Regions from separate parts of the Homo sapiens genome. Here region 1 is linked to region 2. Evidence: read pairs that join two places in POLR2A ChIA-PET (ENCODE). Cell type or tissue: OCI-LY7. All regions are shown on one strand. Links, peaks and the distances in the headings refer to the core of each region. The heading gives the core; the rest is flanking DNA. Region 1 overlaps ADGRG3 (adhesion G protein-coupled receptor G3). Region 2 overlaps KIFC3 (kinesin family member C3).

Region 1 (5,366 bases), core at 330-5,329, 81 kb after region 2:
GTGCCACTGCACTCCAGCCTGGGTGACAGAGCAAGACTCCATCTCAATTAAAAAAAAAAAAAAGCTGGTGAGATAAGTACGGGATTATCCCAATTTCGCGATGAATGAGGACGGAAGGAGCTGAGTGACTTGCTGGGTCAGGGATGGGGCTAGGATTTGGACCCAGGGCTGCCTGGCCCTAGCCACTAAGCCACACATCTCTCATGGGGCGCTGGGAGCCAGTCCTGGTCTTGGGGGCTTATACCCGCTGCATCTAGGACGCCTGGGTTTCTAGTGACTTCCCTGAACAGGTTGAGTCTCGTCACTCCTGTCTTGGCTGTTTCTCTCACAGTCAGACTGTGATGCCTCTCTGGGCTGTGGATGTAAGGAGCAAAGAGAACACATATAAACCATAGCACATGGACTGCTCTTACCCCTTTGCTGGGATCTCAGAGGAAGGGCCCTGCGGGGGCCAGTAACAAATACAGCAAGCATTTCCTTCCTACCTCCATAGATCCCTGGAGATCCCATCCATGTCATGTGGACATCATATCACATGATTCTGCCCTTCTGGTCGCAGCTGATTGGACCAGAGATGGACGATGGACACCCAACTTGCAAGGTCAGGTAGGGTTACGGCAGCCATGTTGGGTAACAATTTGGGGCCATGGGTAGTAAAGGGTAAGTGGAGAGAGAATGAAGGAGTTTCCACAGACACTAGGTGAGAGACTCCATAGCTCCAGGAAAAAGATAGAGAACGTATCTGCTTTGGTTTGGGTGGCTTTTTCTGATTCTGGTAGCAGCTCCCATGAAGGCAGCTGATATGTCTGGGATGTTTGTTGCTTCCAAATCTCATGTCCAAATGTGATTCCCAATGTTGGAGGTGGGGCCTGAGGGGAGGAGATTGGATCCTTGGAGCGGATCCTCATGCATGGCTTAGCACTATCCCCTTGGTGATGAGTGAGTGCTCACTTGGAGTTCATGCGAGATCTCGCTGTTTAAAACGGCATGGTGCCTCCCCACTCCCTTGCTCCCACTCTCGCCATGTGATACGCTGGCTCCCCTTTATCTTCCACCATGATTGGAAGCTTCCTGAGGCCTCACCAGGAGCAGATACTGGTGTTGTGCTTTGTCTAAAGCCTGCAGAACCATGAGCCAATTAACCCCATTTTCTTTATAAATTACCCAGTCTCGAGTATTCCTTTGTATTCTAGTAACACAAACGGACTAATACAGCAGCCAAACTTTGCTGCCCTGGATCCTTGCTCTGAGTATTTGAAATCAACATCCTTGACTTCAGCTAGCCTGAACAGAGTCCTGTGTCTTGCAAACCACCCTCTTCCCCACCTCCCAATACCTCCTGGGACAGACAACACAGCCCATCACCTCCCTGGTGCAGGGGCCTCACCTTGCAAGGAGTTGAAAAGTGCAAAGATGTAGACGGTGGAGAGGCCCAACGGGGTGAAGATGGCCAACCCCCATGTCACACCCACCAGGCTCGAGAGGCCCAGCAGGGTGAGCACCTTCTTCCGGTTCTTCCCCCGCTCCTTGACCGCTGTAGCACGGGACAGGGTGAAGATCTTCCAGACCACCAGGGCCAGGACCACCATGCCAAAGAGGAAGGTGATGAGGAAGTAGCCGTGGACGGTGATATAGAGGGCGTACATGGTTGTCCCTTCACGGAACCAGCATCTGGAGGAGGGGGCAGCTGTGGTGGGACTGGGAGTGGTACCTCTGGCCAGCAAACCCAGGAAGTCCCCTGGCTGAGCTTTTCTGTCTGTGAAGGTGCCTCTCCCATTTCCACCCATCAATCCCTGGCTCTCCCGCTGTGGGAGGGGCCGTCACCTGGCTCCAGTCTGGTGTCTCTTTAATGCCAAAGTGACCTCAAAGACATGTTTCATTTGCCCCATATTACATTGTGAAAAAAACGGAATTAGTGGCCGCCTTTAAAATCAGAAGCTTTGGTATAAACACCTAGATTTCTGCTTCTCCTATAAAATCATACACCTGGCAGCTCTGTGGATGCCCTCCTGAAGGATAGTAACTGACCGCTAATTAGATGGGCTTGTGACTGCCAGTCCGCTGCAGTCCCCACCTGGCCCACTGCCTGCACCTTTGTGACCCCTCCAGCTCCTGGGGCCCCTGCTTTTGAGGCCTGGGGACAGGTCCAAGGCCTCACCAGCTCCTCTTAGCACAGAGCCATGGGCCCAGTGGTGGGTGCCCCATGGATCCCAAGGTGTGAGTCTAGAAACTGAACTCAGCTCCACTGCCCTCTGCACTGCAGGGGCAAAGGGCCTCAAAGAGCATGTTGATCAGTTCCCCCATGGTGCAGATGAGGAGACTGAGGCCCTGGGAGAGATCGGGCCTGCCAAGATCACACACATAGCAGGCAGGGCAGAGCCCAGACTAGACCCAGGGCTACTGTGAATCACTGGGCAGGTGGTGGCCTGAACAAGGACACCTGGCTGGGCAGCAGGTGGGGGCTGAAATCCAACACACCCTCCACTCTCCAGGCTGCGCACCCCGCATGCGGACGGGGTGACCTTCTTTACTTTGCCTCAAGGTGCCATGTGGGCTCGTGTTGGCCCAGGCTCAAGTAAGGCATCCTGCCTCCTGGTCCAGTTCTCCCTCTCCTTTCTCAGGCCCCCTCTCTCATTTCACTTCCCCTCTCTCTCTCTAGGCTTCAGTTTACTTCTCTGTGCCATGAGCTAGCTGGATCTGAGGATTCTTCTGGTCTTGACATATTTGGTCTAGATTTTCCTAGAAATCCCTCCTCTCCCCACCTCTCTCCAGCCCCAATATGTGTAGCCGGGGAGCTGGCATCACCCCTGCTCCCACAGCCGCCACTCACAGCTCCAGAGAGGTGCGGTTCTCCCTATCACGGATGGTGTAGAGGCCGTAGCTGTTGGCACTCCCAGTGCCGATGACCATCAGGGCGGGCAGGCCTGGGCACAAGGGGAAATGGCATGACACCACTGGGGCTTACTGGCACTTCCTCCTCCACGTCCCCTCCAGATGGCCATCCCTCCAGCTCTGGGAACCCCTCCTCTCTCTCCCCAAGGCTATTTCCCTCTGCACCCTCAGGGCCGGCCGTTTATTCTGTCCATCCAGGCAGCACCTACCCCAGCCCACCAGGCTCAGCTTCAGGAAGTAGTGCCCGAAGTAGGTGTTGAAGACCCTGACAGCGAGCAGGTAGAGGTGGAAGGCTTCAAGGCCCATCCAGGTGAAGGCACAGAGCAGGAAGTAGTGGAAGACAGCCCCCCGGGCCCAGCAGGCAGCATCAGACCCCTTTGAGCCACTCCCCACATTGACCAAGAAGGCCAGATTCAGGAGGAACAGGCTGCCACCCAGGGCCACGTGGATCTTTGGGGCATCTTCTGACTTGAACCTCTCCCGGGAAAGCCTGGGGTGAGAAATAAGAGGCCCCAAGGGGCCACAGCTCCCATGGGGAGCTCCCATGAGGCACCCAAGCCTGTCCACCCCAATAGCCTATGGCTCTCCACCCCCACTGCCAGCTCCTGCCTGCTCATCCAGCTTCCATCCCTGCCGGCAGCCAGAGTGGGAGTGTCCTGAGGTTCAAGTCCAGGAGCCTCTCATGGCCCACGGGGCCCTGTGGGTTCCGGATCCTGCCAGCCTCATCCCTTGATCAATGTGAGGCAGGATAATAGGGAAAATGAGGCCAGAAAATGAGGCAGGAGAATAGCAAAGGGAATTAAAAGTTGGATAAAGGGCAGAATAAGTAAAAGCAGAGAATAGAAGCACGGTGAATGGGACGGGTGAGCAAGAAGTGAGATGAAAAGCAGAGGTTCAGCAGGCAAGACAAAAGTGACATAAAAAAGGGACCCCGTGGCCGGCAAGATCCGGACCAAACCAGTAAGGGGCAGCTCTTCAGAGATGGGCATTTACATTAGAGAGAAAAAGTTTCTTTCACATAACCCTGTATGATAATTAGCTACTTAAGGTTCATGCATATGGGCTGCATATCATGCATGTACTTAAAATTATGGGATGGAGGTGACACACAAACGTACACGGGCCCAAAGTAACTGAGCAACACACCTATCAGTCAAAAGCCAGACACTGGCTAGAGATTAGGCAGCCTTGGGAAGAGAAGAAAAAAAACACCTGGAATGACCCAAACTATACCAAGGTGAGGCTGATCTCATTTCGCAGAGGTCAGCTCTTCCCACTGTTCTCAATGCCTTTCCCTGCTCCCCAGCTCCTCCCACCTTCTTTGCCTGACTCCTCTTCTTCTGCCTTTCAAATGCCCCTTGGAGGTTTCCTTCTGGGGAGGCCATCTCTGAATGCCCCTTAGCCTGAGCTGAACTGGACATTTCCCAGCAGCATAGTGTAACTCCCCATCCTCTCTCTCCTCGGGTCTTTCCCATGCTGTGAACTTCAGGCCTAACAGTGGTGGGACCAGGGATCCATTGGTGAAGTGGATGGACAGATGGGTGGATGCATGAAGCCGAAAATGCAGTAGGAGAGTGAGGCTTAGAGAGGGACGGGAGCCTTATGGGGTCACAGAGCAGGGCAGGGGCTCCAACCCTGGGCTCCAGACTCCCTGTCCAGTGACTCACCAGGCTCACCTCCCTCTCTCTGGAGCCCCCACTCTGAATTCTTAGCAAACCAGATCCAAAAGGGCTCTCAGCCGAGGGAGGGGAGCCGGGGGCTTCCTGGAGGAGCATCTGGGATCATGTCCACCTCACCTGAGATGCCAGGCCCCACCCTGGGGAGCTGGTGGTAATTTCTCCTGGCGCTCCAAGCCCCGCTCACAGGGTCCAGCAATGCGGCCAGCTGGCAAGTCACACTCGGCTTGTTGGGGATGGGGACCATGTCCTAGGCCAGGGCTTGGAGGGTGGGGGTGAGGGGCACCATTTACACTCATGGGTTGGTCTGTGATGGATTGGGTGGGCCTAGTTGGGGCTGCAGCCTAGGGCCAAATGCTGACACAGAGGCACGTGGAGAGGGCGGAGGGACGGCCCTGGATGCGGGGGCAGGAGACCCAAGGGCTGCTTTAGGCCACCCCCAGGGACCCCCAGGAGGCAGGGGACAGGACAAGCTGGAGCACTGGCAGCTCCCCTAGGCTCCTTCAAGCTGGCAGATCCTGTGGGTCCCTCAGCCATGGCCTGGGCCCAGGCTGCAGTGCTCTCTGCTGTTTCTGCCTGTCCTGCACTCACTCCCACCTCTTCTGGACACAGCCCCAGGTTTCCCTAAGGAACGCCCGTCCCCACTCTCATAAGTCAGGGGCCAGGGGTTCTTTGTTAGCTCAAACCCAAGAGCAGACACATGGCCTGGCCGGCCAATCTGTGTATTCCAGCTCTTGACCACAGTGACCCAGACAGGCATGGGCACATGGTCCAAGTTAGACCAGTAAGACTCAACTC
Region 2 (5,366 bases), core at 120-5,119:
CAAGATAACACCACTCACAATGAGTTTCCACCACATCCATGGAGCTGTGATTGCACTTCCAGCCTGGGCAACAGAGCAAGACCCTGTCTCAAAAAAAATAAAGTATATGGGAGGATGTGTGTAGGTTATAGGCAAACACTATATCATTTTATATCAGGGGCTTGAGCATCTGTGGATTTTTGTATCCTCCACGGTTACTAAGGGAAGACTGTATACACTGTATACACTTCCCTTCTACTCCAGAAAGGGGATGTGTGATTTGTGTACAGTGTGATACTGTATGTGTGATTTTGCATCTTTTTTCTACCTGTGAAATGTAACTGGGAGATCTTTACAGATTCATGAGTTAGATGGTATTATCCCTGCTTTCCAGATGAGAAAATTGAGGCTTAAAGACATTGAGCCAGTGGTCTCAGGTCCCCAGCTACTCAGGGGCAGAGTTGGAATTTGAGTCTGGCTGAATCACATAGTCAAGCACTAGTGCTGTGGTGTGGAGGGCTGAGTCCTGGCTCTATGCTTATTAGCAGAGCAGCCTCAAGCTGTCAGCTTAGTGTCTGCGGCTCAGTTTCATCATCTGTAAAATGGGGATGGTAGCAGTACCTACCCAGAGGGGTGATTGGGACAGTCTGACATGTGACAGCGTGTGTCAGGTACTCAGCCAGGGGCAGGAGGCAGTGAGCACCCCTCAGGGGTGGGCAGTCAGGCCGGTAAGGCTGATGGAGCCGTCCCCCTGACAGTGGTGTGCACCCCCCACCAGATAGGCCAGGCCATCGAGGAGGTCAACAGCAACAACCAGGAGCTGCTGCGCAAGTACCGCCGCGAGCTGCAGCTGCGTAAGAAGTGCCACAATGAGCTCGTGCGGCTGAAAGGTGACTGCAGGAGGGCTGGGGGTGGGCGCTGGCCTCGGGGTCCTCGACCTGGCTTGGCAGTCATGCTTGGAGCTCACCCCACCATTGAGGCACTATTCTAATCCTATCTCTGTAGATAAGGAAACAGAGGCACAGAGAAGGCAGGGAACTTGCTCAAAGCCACATGGATATTAAATGGTCTGCCTTGGATTTGAACTTGAGTCTGTCCAGCTCAGAAGCCCTGGCCCCAGTGCCTGGGCAGGTGACTCCCCAGGCCCTGGGTAGCCGAGGGGTGTGGTGTTGCAGCATTGGGTTGGTGGCAGCTGGAAAGCCGCTTATTCTGACCTGGGGCCTGGTCAAGCTTGAGACTCCACCATTCACTGCATGGAGCTCTAGAGTGCCTGCTCTGTGCCAGGTGCCGTTCCAGCCCGAGGCTATGGTCGTGGCCCCACAGACTGCCTCCCGGTGCACACTTTAGTGTGAGAATCAACAATGATGATTGTCAGGGAACCCCAACCCTGCCCCCTTCCAGGGCTGAGACAGGCTTTCCTGGGTATGGGACAGGCAAGTGTGTTGAGGGGCTTCCCAGAGAAGGCAAAGTTAGAGCTGAGACCTGGACAGTGAGCTGGAACGGATGGGTGAAAAGGGAGGGCAGGTGGGCCATGCTGGCAGTGGGGGGTGTTTCCTCTTCATTCCAAGAGCACAGGGATCCCAACAAAGGCTGGAAGTAGATGGCGGCATGACCAGCTCATGCTGCCAGATACCCCTGTGGCTGCCCCACTATCTGGGCCCTCAGATACACCACCAGTCATCACCTGCTGCCTGGGCCTATATGCCCATCTGATTCCTAAGCCCTGTCCTGCCATTCAGGACAAGGCTCTTTGCTCATTGGGGCCCAAGCCCCTCATTGTCTGGATGAAGAAACTGAAGTCCAGGGAGAAAAAGAGTGTCCGTTCTGGTGTCTCACCCTGACGGGGTGCAGTGCTTGAGCCCCACAACTGACCTTTCCTCCCCATCCCCAAGGCAGAGCTCCACCCCAGTCAACTGGTCTGTTCAAGAAGAAATGTACTAAGTGAATTCATACTATAGTGTGAATGACGGATAACAGCTTTGTGGGCCCCCTTCCCCTAGGGGGCTGTGCTTAAAAGTCAGGGGACTCCTAGGTCAACTAGTCTGCCTGGGACACCAGTGGACCAGAATGGAGACTGGTCTTGACATGGCCTGGACCCATTTCCCCATCCCCAACCAATCCAGGGAACATCCGAGTGATTGCTCGTGTCCGGCCAGTCACCAAAGAGGATGGGGAAGGACCTGAGGCCACCAATGCTGTGACTTTCGATGCCGACGACGACTCCATCATCCACCTGCTGCACAAGGGCAAGCCTGTGTCCTTCGAGCTGGACAAGGTCTTCTCCCCACAGGCCTCGCAGCAGGACGTGAGTGTGGCCCCATGCGGGAAAGGGAAAGCAAGGGAGAGAGGGAAAGATGGACTCACAGGGAGCGGGGGCGCTGGGCAGGAAGAAGCGTTAAGAGTGGGGGGTGCAGGAATCAGAAGTGGGGAGCCAGGGTCCTGCTCCTTCCTCTGGAGGACAGAAGAGGGTGGGAAGTTAAGACTGAAGCCCTTGAAAGCCTCCTTAGGAAGGAGAGATCCAGACACAGCCCATCCCCTCCCATGGCTGTGGTTCCTCCCGTCCCCAAGGCCCCTTCTACCGTGTGGCCCCGCCCACCCTTGAGGCCCTTCCCACTATCGTAACTCATTCCATTCTCTCAGCTGTGGCTCCTCCCACCATGTGGCCCCTCCTATATCCACAGCCCCTTCCACCACATGGCCTCACCCACAGCCCCTCCCACCACCATGGCTTTGGGTCCTCCCATTCAGGTGGCCCCTTCCACTGCATGGCCCTGCCCACTCCCAAGGCCCCTCCTACCATCACAGCCCATCCCACCCTCATGCTGTGGCTCCTCCCATCTGCATGGCCCCACCCACCCTCAGGCCCCTCCCATCTTCCCACCATGTGGCCTCACCCACTTTCAGGCCCCTCCCACCATCACAGCCCCTCCCACCCCCATGGCCACCCACATGGCCCCATCCATCTTCATGACCCTGCCCATCTTCCCCATCCGGGAATACCCTCCTGTATCAGTCCCCTGGGCCTTCCTAGGAATCCCCCAACCCCCTGAGGCTGTATGAGAACCATGTGTTCTCAGTGTCCACTCTTCCCTTATCTCTGCCCAGACCAACCTGCCAGCCCTGCCAGGCCTGTGCCCTCCTGTTCTCATGTCTGGTTCTATCTTTGCCCCCATCCTCTGATGGCTGGCAGGCAGGCCCAGGCCAGAGAGGCCCCAGGCATGTGCTGGCCTCCACCTTCCTTGTGCTGAGCACTCTTTGAGAGAGAGCAGGAGGAGCTGGGGGAAGGGCAGCAGGCACTGGCCTGTCTTCCCTGCAGTCTTTGGGCGGCCCGGTTGCCCACTACTGTCTAATGTATGACTCATGAGTCACGAATCATTGTGAGCTGAGTGACTGCAGTAACACGTGATGTGGTGTTGCTGAAGGACAGCATGGTTGGGGAGGTGGCTGGACTTGTAGCTGGTGGTCCCAGCGGCCCTGGAAGCCCCCCCACCAGCCTCCCTCCCACCACCCTCCCAGGTGTTCCAGGAGGTGCAGGCCCTGGTCACCTCTTGCATTGATGGCTTCAATGTCTGCATCTTTGCGTACGGCCAGACGGGCGCCGGCAAGACGTACACGATGGAGGTGGGTGCTGCCCAATGGGGTGGGGGTTCACAGTGAAGCATGAAGGGAATGCGGGCTCCCTCATTGGTCTTGGGGTATTGTGCAGTGTGTGTTTTGCCTCATTTGGTCCTCACAACCCAGGAGCAGAGGCTGTAGTTATCTGTGTTAGCCCTGAGGCACCAGGCCTTAAGAGGGGGCCCCCTTGCCCAAGGGCACCCACAATGGGCCCAGCAGGACTGGGAGAGAGGCAAGGGGGGACTATCATCACAGGGATCTCGGCTTGGGGACAGAGTCTGGGGCAGGCCACCGACCTCTCTCAGGACCAGGGCTGCATTTCACCTTGAGTGTGCACTGCACACTCCTGCTTTACCGCTGCCTTGGGCCGGGCCTGGGGGATCTGGGATGAGTGGCGGGTCTCAGTCCTCAAGGAGATCCCAGGGCAAGACTGGCATATGAAGGCTGTTGTGGGGAGCCCAGCTCTTGCCGGTGGTCCCTGGGGCCAGGCCAAGGCTTCCTCTCCCTGCTCGTCACCGGCACCCTCCCAGGTGTGGTGGAGCAGGTGGCAGGCCAGGGAGAGGGGCGTTGAGACTAGGAAGGATCTTGACTGTGGGCAGAGGGCAGTGGAAAGCTAGCCCTGGCTCTGAGGGGTGCTGTGGGATTGATTCCCTAGGTCAGGAGGAGGCCAGGTGGTGTGGCGTCTGGACAGGGGAAGGGGCTAGCCAGGCCTGCTGGGCGGCCCTCTTATTTCCCATCTGGACTCTGCTGTTCCCTCGATTCTGGGACTGGTGAGACTAGTTAGTGGGGGCAGGCCAGGCCAGGCAGGAGGAGGAAGGGGATGTGTGCGGCATCCTCTGGGCTCCCCGCTCTGCTTTGGGATTGCTTAGTGTTGAGGTGACCACCAGGAACATCAGAGCGTTCATCCTCAAGTGTATCTGCTGATGCATAAGGTGTATCAGGCATCGTGCCAGGCACAGCTGTGACCCAAACAGTCCCTGCCCCCACAGAGGGCCCTCCCCACAGGGCCAACCTGGCTGTGGGGAGACAGCAGGGTCTACACAAATCAGCAAGTGTCCTGTCAGGCCAGGGAGAAAAATAAAGCCAGGAATGCGGAACTGACTAGGGGGAGGGACAGGGCATTTGGGGGTGCTGGGCGAAGGAGCAGCCTCCCTGAGGGGGCATCTTGGGAGCAGCCTCCCTGAGGGAGATGACGGAGCCGGCCAAGGGGCGGTCAGAGGAGTACCCGGGGCAGAGGGAGCTGCAGGGCTGAGGCCAAGAGGCCAGAGCATGCCAGGGGCACCTGAGGCCCAGCCAGGAGGCCCCTGTGGCCGGAATAGAGAGTGAGTGAGAGGTGCTATCAGAAGAGGGGTGAGGGCCAGGCTCCCAGGGCCTCGAGGTCCCGGGTGGGGACTCCAGGTTTCCTTCTAGAAAGGCCGGCCCACCCGTCCTTCCCCAGGACACTGGCCCGCTCCTCCTTGTGCCTCCTCTCTACCACCCACAGAGCCCAGGTCTCAGCCTCCCTGAGACTGAGCGCCTTTCTGGGCAGTGGCGGGGTCATTCATTTCCAGTGCCCCTCCCAGGTGGCCCCACAGGGCCAGGCATGCATCTGGCCCTCAGCTGCCCTGTGTGGGGTCTGGGCCAGGCCCCTCATCCCAGTGCTGCACTATAAGTCTCAGGGTAGTCCTGGCAGGGCGATGCCATTTTAATGGTGGGGAAATAGAGGTGCAGTTGCCCGCAGCTGGTGGAGGGCATTTTGGGGGACAGTGGCAGGTAGGTAAGAGCTTTGGGCA

The links. Peaks named below come from ENCODE experiments on the same cell type or tissue, not always from the same donor. Only the 100,000 strongest peaks of a DNase experiment are listed, where the experiment ranks them.
Region 1: POLR2A ChIA-PET joins it to region 2 with 5 read pairs; 2 of 35 experiments call an interaction of 5 or more read pairs at or near these places.

What each region holds. Positions count from the first base shown.
Region 1 is chr16:57,681,948-57,687,313 of GRCh38, reverse strand. ADGRG3 (adhesion G protein-coupled receptor G3) reads right to left here. Exons shown (of 12, transcript NM_170776.5): 9 at 3,102-3,382; 10 at 2,831-2,924; 11 at 1,388-1,671. Among named protein-coding and RNA genes, the nearest start is that of DRC7, 10 kb to the left of the region's middle. In OCI-LY7, for the core only: no CTCF peak of the experiment used is centred there; no DNase peak of the experiment used is centred there.
Region 2 is chr16:57,762,377-57,767,742 of GRCh38, reverse strand. It overlaps KIFC3 (kinesin family member C3), which reads left to right. Exons shown (of 20, transcript NM_001130100.2): 10 at 758-869; 11 at 2,103-2,284; 12 at 3,496-3,600. Among named protein-coding and RNA genes, the nearest start is that of MIR6772, 7.3 kb to the left of the region's middle. In OCI-LY7, for the core only: no CTCF peak of the experiment used is centred there; a DNase peak (open chromatin) is centred at 2,692.